Linked DNA regions of Mus musculus: region 1 is linked to region 2. The links are chromatin contacts, found by POLR2A ChIA-PET in ENCODE. All regions are on one chromosome and are shown on one strand. The core of a region is the stretch at or near the end of the contact, and the rest is flanking DNA. Distances in the headings are between cores, read along the strand shown.

What was found. ChIA-PET counts read pairs that join two places held with the same protein, here RNA polymerase II (POLR2A).
Region 1: POLR2A ChIA-PET joins it to region 2 with 21 read pairs in Patski. The contact joins the promoter of Pard6b here to the promoter of Adnp in region 2. POLR2A ChIA-PET finds 5 or more read pairs at or near these places in 4 of 5 experiments (Patski and embryonic stem cell).

The regions. Positions count from the first base shown.
Region 1 is chr2:168,079,752-168,082,967 of GRCm38, forward strand. Pard6b (par-6 family cell polarity regulator beta) reads left to right here and starts at 1,253. Exons shown (of 3, transcript NM_021409.2): 1 at 1,253-1,608. The coding sequence starts at 1,543. Gm39990 (a long non-coding RNA gene) reads right to left here and starts at 975. Exons shown (of 2, transcript XR_867010.1): 1 at 749-975; 2 at 1-9.
Region 2 is chr2:168,205,548-168,208,672 of GRCm38, forward strand. It overlaps Adnp (activity-dependent neuroprotective protein), which reads right to left and starts at 1,565. Exons shown (of 4, transcript NM_009628.3): 1 at 1,027-1,565. All of the region lies in intron 9 of Gm20716 (predicted gene 20716), which reads right to left.

The DNA of each region.
Region 1 (3,216 bases), core at 3-2,502, 130 kb before region 2:
ACTTTTCTCCTAGCACCAGCAAGACCAATGGGTAAACAAAACAGAGAGAGAGGCAGCAGCCTCAGTGTGGGGCGCTCAGAGATTAGGAATTGGTGTTGTTACCCCAGGACACAGCTCGGTCACTGGGGGAACAGAACACAGCCCAGAGGCTGGCGTTGGTGCAAACAACAAACGGGCAAGAAATTGCTCCACAGAGAGACGACTTCAGCCTCAGAGGGCGGATGGTGAGGCCCGCAGGGAGCCAGGGCCTGTGGGGACCATCGCAGGCCTCAGCTCCCTGGTCCTCTCCTGATACCCAGGGCACCCTCGGGACAGGGAAGATCTAGAGCAGTGGTTCTCAACCTTCCTAATGCTGTGACCTCGCATTCTGATGACCTCCAGCCATAAAATGATTTTCCTAGCTACTTAACTGTAATTTTGCTACTGTTATGAATCGCAATGTAAATATCTGTGTTTTAGGTCTCAGGTGACCCCGGAGGAAGAGTCGTCCTGGGGTCAAGAGCCCACAGGTTGAGAAGCGCTGATTGAGACGAAAGTGCAGTTTCCAGGCCTAGACATCCCCCCACCCCCGACCCCCAAGCTTCTCCCTCTAATGACTGCTGCAGAGGCGGGAAAACTTGAAACTCTTTCCACAATAGTTTCAGGGGGCCGCCAAGAAGCCGCAGCATGGGGGGGGGCTCAGGCCGAAGAGGGGCCCCAGATGCCCAGTCACCCCACATCATCACGGCAAGGGAACGGCTGTACACACATTCCAAGCAGGTGACTAGGGCGCGTTAAAGATACGGGCGCTCCCGACCCGACCCAGCCGGCGAAAACGCTCGCGCGCATGCGCAAAATACACACCCTCCTGAACGGCAGTCCAGGTGCGCTCGCGCTTCCGGCCGGCCTTCCCCATCGCCTTCTCGGGGCGGAAACTCTACAGCCGGCGCATGCGTCCTACTGCTCCCCCGGCTCAATCCAGAGAGGCCCCAGAGCTTCAGGTGATCCCGCCCCTCCCTCGCAAGGCAGGACCAATCGCGAGGGCTGTGGGCGGGGCTTCCCAACCACGAGGCCCGCCCACGGGCCGCGCGAGCCCCGCAGGCTGCGTGCCGATTGGCTGACGCCGCGGGCGCAGGTGCGCGCTTCCCATTGGGTGTGGGCGGAGCGCAAGCCGCGCGCCGAAGCTGCAGGTGAGCGCGCGCACGTGCCGCGGCCGCGGCCCAGCTCGGTGCACGAGCGCGCGGGCGCGCGTCCGCGGGGGAGGCAGCGGATAAGGGAGGCTGCGGCGGCTGTAGGGCTGTGCTCCGCCCTCTCCTCACCGCCGCGGCCGCCGCCGCCCCCGAGCCTCGCTGGGAGGGACCGGTGTCCCCGCCTGCTGCACTGGCAGTCCGACCCTCAGGCCGCCGCGGAGCAGCCGGCACTGCGCTGCGGGGAGGACCTCAGCAGGTGCCGTGACGAGGCGCCGTGCGGCGCTTCGAGTCCCGAGCCCGCGCTCCGCGGCCCCGCCGCCCGCGCTCCCGAGGGCCGGCCCCCGACGAGGCCGCCGGCGGCCGGGCACTCAGCATGAACCGCGGCCACCGGCACGGGGCGAGCAGCGGCTGCCTGGGCACCATGGAGGTGAAGAGCAAGGTGCGCGGCCGGGCGGGGCAACGGGGGCGAGGGCCGGTGGGATGGTCGACGCGGGGCTGCCCCGTGAGGACGCAGAGTGGCGGGATGGTGGACCTCGGCTGCCCCTGTGGGAACGCGGGCGGAGGGCGAGCTGCTGGCCGAAGCACGTAGGAGAGAAACTTGGTGGAGCGCGGCGATGTGAGGCGTTTGCGTCTGCTCCGCAGCACAGCCCCTGTTTTCTATCCTTCATATTCCCGCCTTGCTTTTAGGGTGGGATGAGGATCGCTCCAGTGCAAGGTGATGGGATAACTTTGGGGGATCCCTTCACCCCGGGCACGAGCCAGAGGCTTTCGGAACACCTTGTTGTCTTCTCGTATAACCTTTTATTGGGGCTCGGGGGTACATCGAGTGGAGGAGAGCTCTTTTTCCAGCCCTAACTTTGGTATGCGTCTAATCTATGAAATTAGCGCTATCGCCTTACTCTGGTGCTGCGCTTGACAATTTGAGACGCTGCTGTTTTCATTCCGACTCTTCATTCGGAATGCTTTCCCCCTTGGCGGATCTGCCAGTCTTCTGTTAGTGACTTCAGTGTCGGTGGGATTCCTCAATCCCAAGGCCGGGTGAGCAGAGTAGCCCGTGGGGATTAGCTGGAGAATGCCGTCTTCCAAAAGGGGCTTTTCAGATGGAATCTGAAGGTGATCCGTAGCCACCGGAACATGTCGCCAAGCTTCTCCTGACTTTGAACGGCCAGGAGGGGCAGGATTATGTAGCCTGGTTCTCGGAGAGTTCTGAAATGATAAGAAACCCTGCTTTTAAAGGGTGTGACTTCCCCCAAACTCGGCTGTAGGACCAGGTCTTGCCGATGGCTTTTTACTGAGCAACTTGTAAAACGGTGGTAGAGGGCATTGCTGACCGTGAGAATTTAGAGCAAAATTGTGGCTAGACACACAGAAGGAGCGGTGTATCGAACACCCACTGCAAAAATAAGAAGCGTGGTGGTTAAGGGACCCCTGGGGGAATGTCGGTCCGGGAAGTGGGGTGAGTGAGGAAAGCTACCTGGAGCCTTTGTGGTTCCTGGGCTTGAGAGCAAAGTTCTGTAACTAAGAATCACAGATCTACATTTGCTTTTAATTTGGGGGGATTTTTGTTTGTTTGTTTTCTTTTTGTTTTTTTGCTTTGTTGTTTTGTTTGTAATCTCCTCTAACTATTGAGACTAGAACTAGAGAGTGCCAGACACAGTCTTAATGGAGGAGTGGGAGGAATTTATATATCAGATAGGAACTAGATTGAAACACAGGTCTGTGTAATAATAACAGGACTGTTGGTGTTAGAGAGATGGCACTGCATTTATGAATGTACGCTGCTCTTGCAGGACACCCAAGCTCAGTTCGCCGCACCCCTGCCGAGCAACACACACCTGTAACTTTCTTTAAATTTACTATTTTACATGTATAAATGCCTGCCTGTATGTCTGTGTACCACCTGAATGCCTGGTGCTCTAGGAAGCCAGAATCCCAGAGGGAGTCAAGTCGGATCCCCTGGACCTGAAGTTAAAATAGTGAGCTACCTTGTGGGCGCTGACCCAAACCCAGAGCCTCTGAGTGAGCTGTGTTGCATTTAACCACCGAG
Region 2 (3,125 bases), core at 315-2,814:
CCTTTTGGGTGGGGGCTGGTATTTTCTCCATGACCATAAACCAGAAGCAACAATGCAGATTTATAAAGAAACTGCACAAAGCTATCCAAGAGACACCCCCCGACACACATCCCATTGTGAAGGTTCAAGATACAGGCACAAGAAGCATCAGGGATGGGAACTGGGCGTTTGGGGCTGGACAGCATTAAAATGGCTAACACAGGAAACAGTTTGGTTCTTTTTCCCTCCTAAGCCTTTGTCTGTGAAATGGGGTTATGACAAGAACTGTCCAGAGGACCTGGTGACTGGAAGAACACTGAGAAGACACTTGGGGTGTGTGGCAGGGAGTGAGACTAAAATGAGTATTAGACTTCTTGGAGAGAAGAAGAGAAGCAATCGCGCCTTTTCTAGCAGACAGGCATCCAGGTTGGGGGTAGGGTGGGGAAGGGAGGAGAAGGACAGGCAGCTCAGAGGAAAGAAGAGGCGAATAAGAGGGTGCTCAAAGAACTACTCCCCATTCATTGCATTCGAAAAAAATTCTTTCCGCGGCTTTCTGGATTTCCATTTTCTGACTGCAAAGTTGATCAGAAAGCTCTAAAGAGGGAGTGCTGACCAGGTAGCCCAGATTGAAAGCAGGGCCGGTGAGGGGCTGTGGTGGTTAGGATGGGAGGGAAACTGGCATGTTGTTGGGGAGGCAAAGACTTTCACCCTCTGCCATGCACGCTCCCCGCCCCCCAGGCCTTTCCCCCCTTTCCAAGCCTAGGGTGGGCAGACCTGGCAGAAGGCTGGTTCCGGGGACTGGGGGAGGGCGGGAGGGGATTAGTTCTGAGGACGAGAGAGCGAGCGGGGTTCGGCTGGGGGCGGGGTGGGTGCGGGAAGATGCCACTAGCCGCAAAAGCCCATGGTGGCCGGCCGGCAGCCCCGCGGGGCGGAGAAGGGGATCGGGCTGCAGGAGGGCTGCGGCCGACTGGGGTTCGAGGCGGTGTGTGCACGCCGAGCACAATGACCGCGCCCGGGATCGGCGGCGGGCAGGGCCGCGGGGCTTACCTTGGCTCGGCCTCGAGGCGTGCGCGGGGCCGGCGTGCTCTAGAGCACGGCGGCGGGTGGACGGCGGCACGGCGATGGCGGCGAGGACGCGCCCGGGGCCTCGTCGCGCTCGGGCTCCGGCTCGAGCCGCGGCCGCGGCTGCTGCCGGGGGGCGCGGCGGGCGCAGCAGAGCGGCGGGCGGCGGCGCGGGCAGTGCAGACAAAGGAGGGGCGGAGGGCGGCGGAGGGCGTGGGGCCGCGGCTTCACCGTCGCGGGCGGGCAGGCGGGCGGCGACGGCCGCGCGGCTCCTCGGCGGCGGAGACCGAGAGAGGGAGCTGTGGCTGAGGCGACGCCAAATCCCCCCCGAGCGAGCGCGGCTGGAGGGGGAGGGGGCCAAGATGGCGGCGGGCGGGCGCTCAGCTCATGGGTCCCGGCGGCGGCGGGTAGACCGGACGGGTGGCGGCGGCGGCGGCGGGCGGGGGAGGGGGCTGGTCCCGCGTCTCCCCTCAGCAGACAATACAAGCGCCTCAGAGCAAGTCCCCGAACCTGCCCTAGCCAAAATGGCGGCCGAGAAAGAGCGGAAGTGACGTAAGCGACTCATTAGCATAAGAGGACTCATTGTCCAGCTGGGGGGGGGCGGGGGCCATGGACCCCCTACTCGGCGACCCCCCCCCAAGGGAGAGCTCTTCGGTCCTCGGCTGCGGCGACACCCACTTTCCTTATGGCAGGGTGGCCCCAGCCCCCCCCAGCCTCTCCTGGGTGAGATTATATAATCCCCACTGAGGGGAGCTCTCGCGAGAACGTGGAGGCTTTGCCATTGCCCCACTAGGAGGCGCCGTGGATAATGGCCGCACTGCGCTCCTGGGTGCCTTCCTCTGACCGCAGCGCCGCCGGCGGAGGCAGAAGTAGCGGGCCGCAGCACGCCTCGACAGTCAGTCAGGTGGCTGCACTGGGGATCCCTGCGCGGGCCCATCTGGGCCTGAACTACATCTGGCAGGAGGGCGCCTGGGGCTGCCCAAGGCCCACGTGCTCAGAGTCAGCTCTCCCAAGCTGGAGGCAAAGCCAAGGGTTGAGCCTGCTGCCTCCTGCCTTTAATGAGGTGTGATGCCCTCGTGTTCCTCCCATTTTTTGAGATGACACAGCTCTGAGGCCATGTCAGCTCTTCTAGTGAACTGGTATGGGATAGACAGGGACTCAGCTTTTCACTTCTGCTGTTCCTTGGACTCAAGTCATTCCTTCAAGTCATCAGATGGCCACTTACCATTGACTCAAGGAAAAAAAAAGTGGGATTTGTAGAGTTGAGGCCATTGGATTGTCAATGGCTAAGGATGAAAACGGTCTGGCACTCACCCACAATTCTGGTATGTGACAGCACCTGCACTGTTGGCTTTGTAACTTTGGATCATCCCCAACCAACATACCATGTCAACATCAACAGCCTCGGTCCACTTTAAAGGAACAGTAGTTACCCTACCGTAGATAAGGATGGCTAAAAGCTCTACAAAGTAGCAAGTGCAGTTGTGAAGGATTGGCCACCCCTCCCCCAACATGAGGTCTCTACAAAGTTGCAAATTTTGAAAGAATCAGACTATATATACAGACAGCTCAGTGTCTAAGGGTTTGGTTGGGAAGTTGAACAAACTTCCACCTAACATTTATTTTTTGCAATTATTAGAACATATATTTAAACCCCTAATCAATAGCTCAACAATGTAAAACAAGGAATAGAAACTATTTAAAAGGAGGTGGGGCTGAGGCTAAGGCCTTTCATCAAGGAGTAGAGATGGGGAAGCACACAATGCAGAAGACAGGCAGGCTGTGTGAATTCATCTCTACTGTTCTCCTCAGACACTGGGTTTCATGCAGTGATAGCACAGGTATGAAGAACATCTGCATTGCAGCAGTGCTTCACTTTGTAGCATAAAAGGTGCTGGATTCTGACGGAGAACTTAAAAAACTGTGCATGCTTATGTCACCAGATTTAGCACAAAAATACAGCATAAAAATTGGGCAACCTTGAGCCGGGCGCAGTGGTGCATGCCTTTAATCCCAGCACTCGGGAGGCAAAGGCAGAGGCAGAGGCAGGAGGATTTCTGAGTTCGAGGCCACGAGGCCAGCCT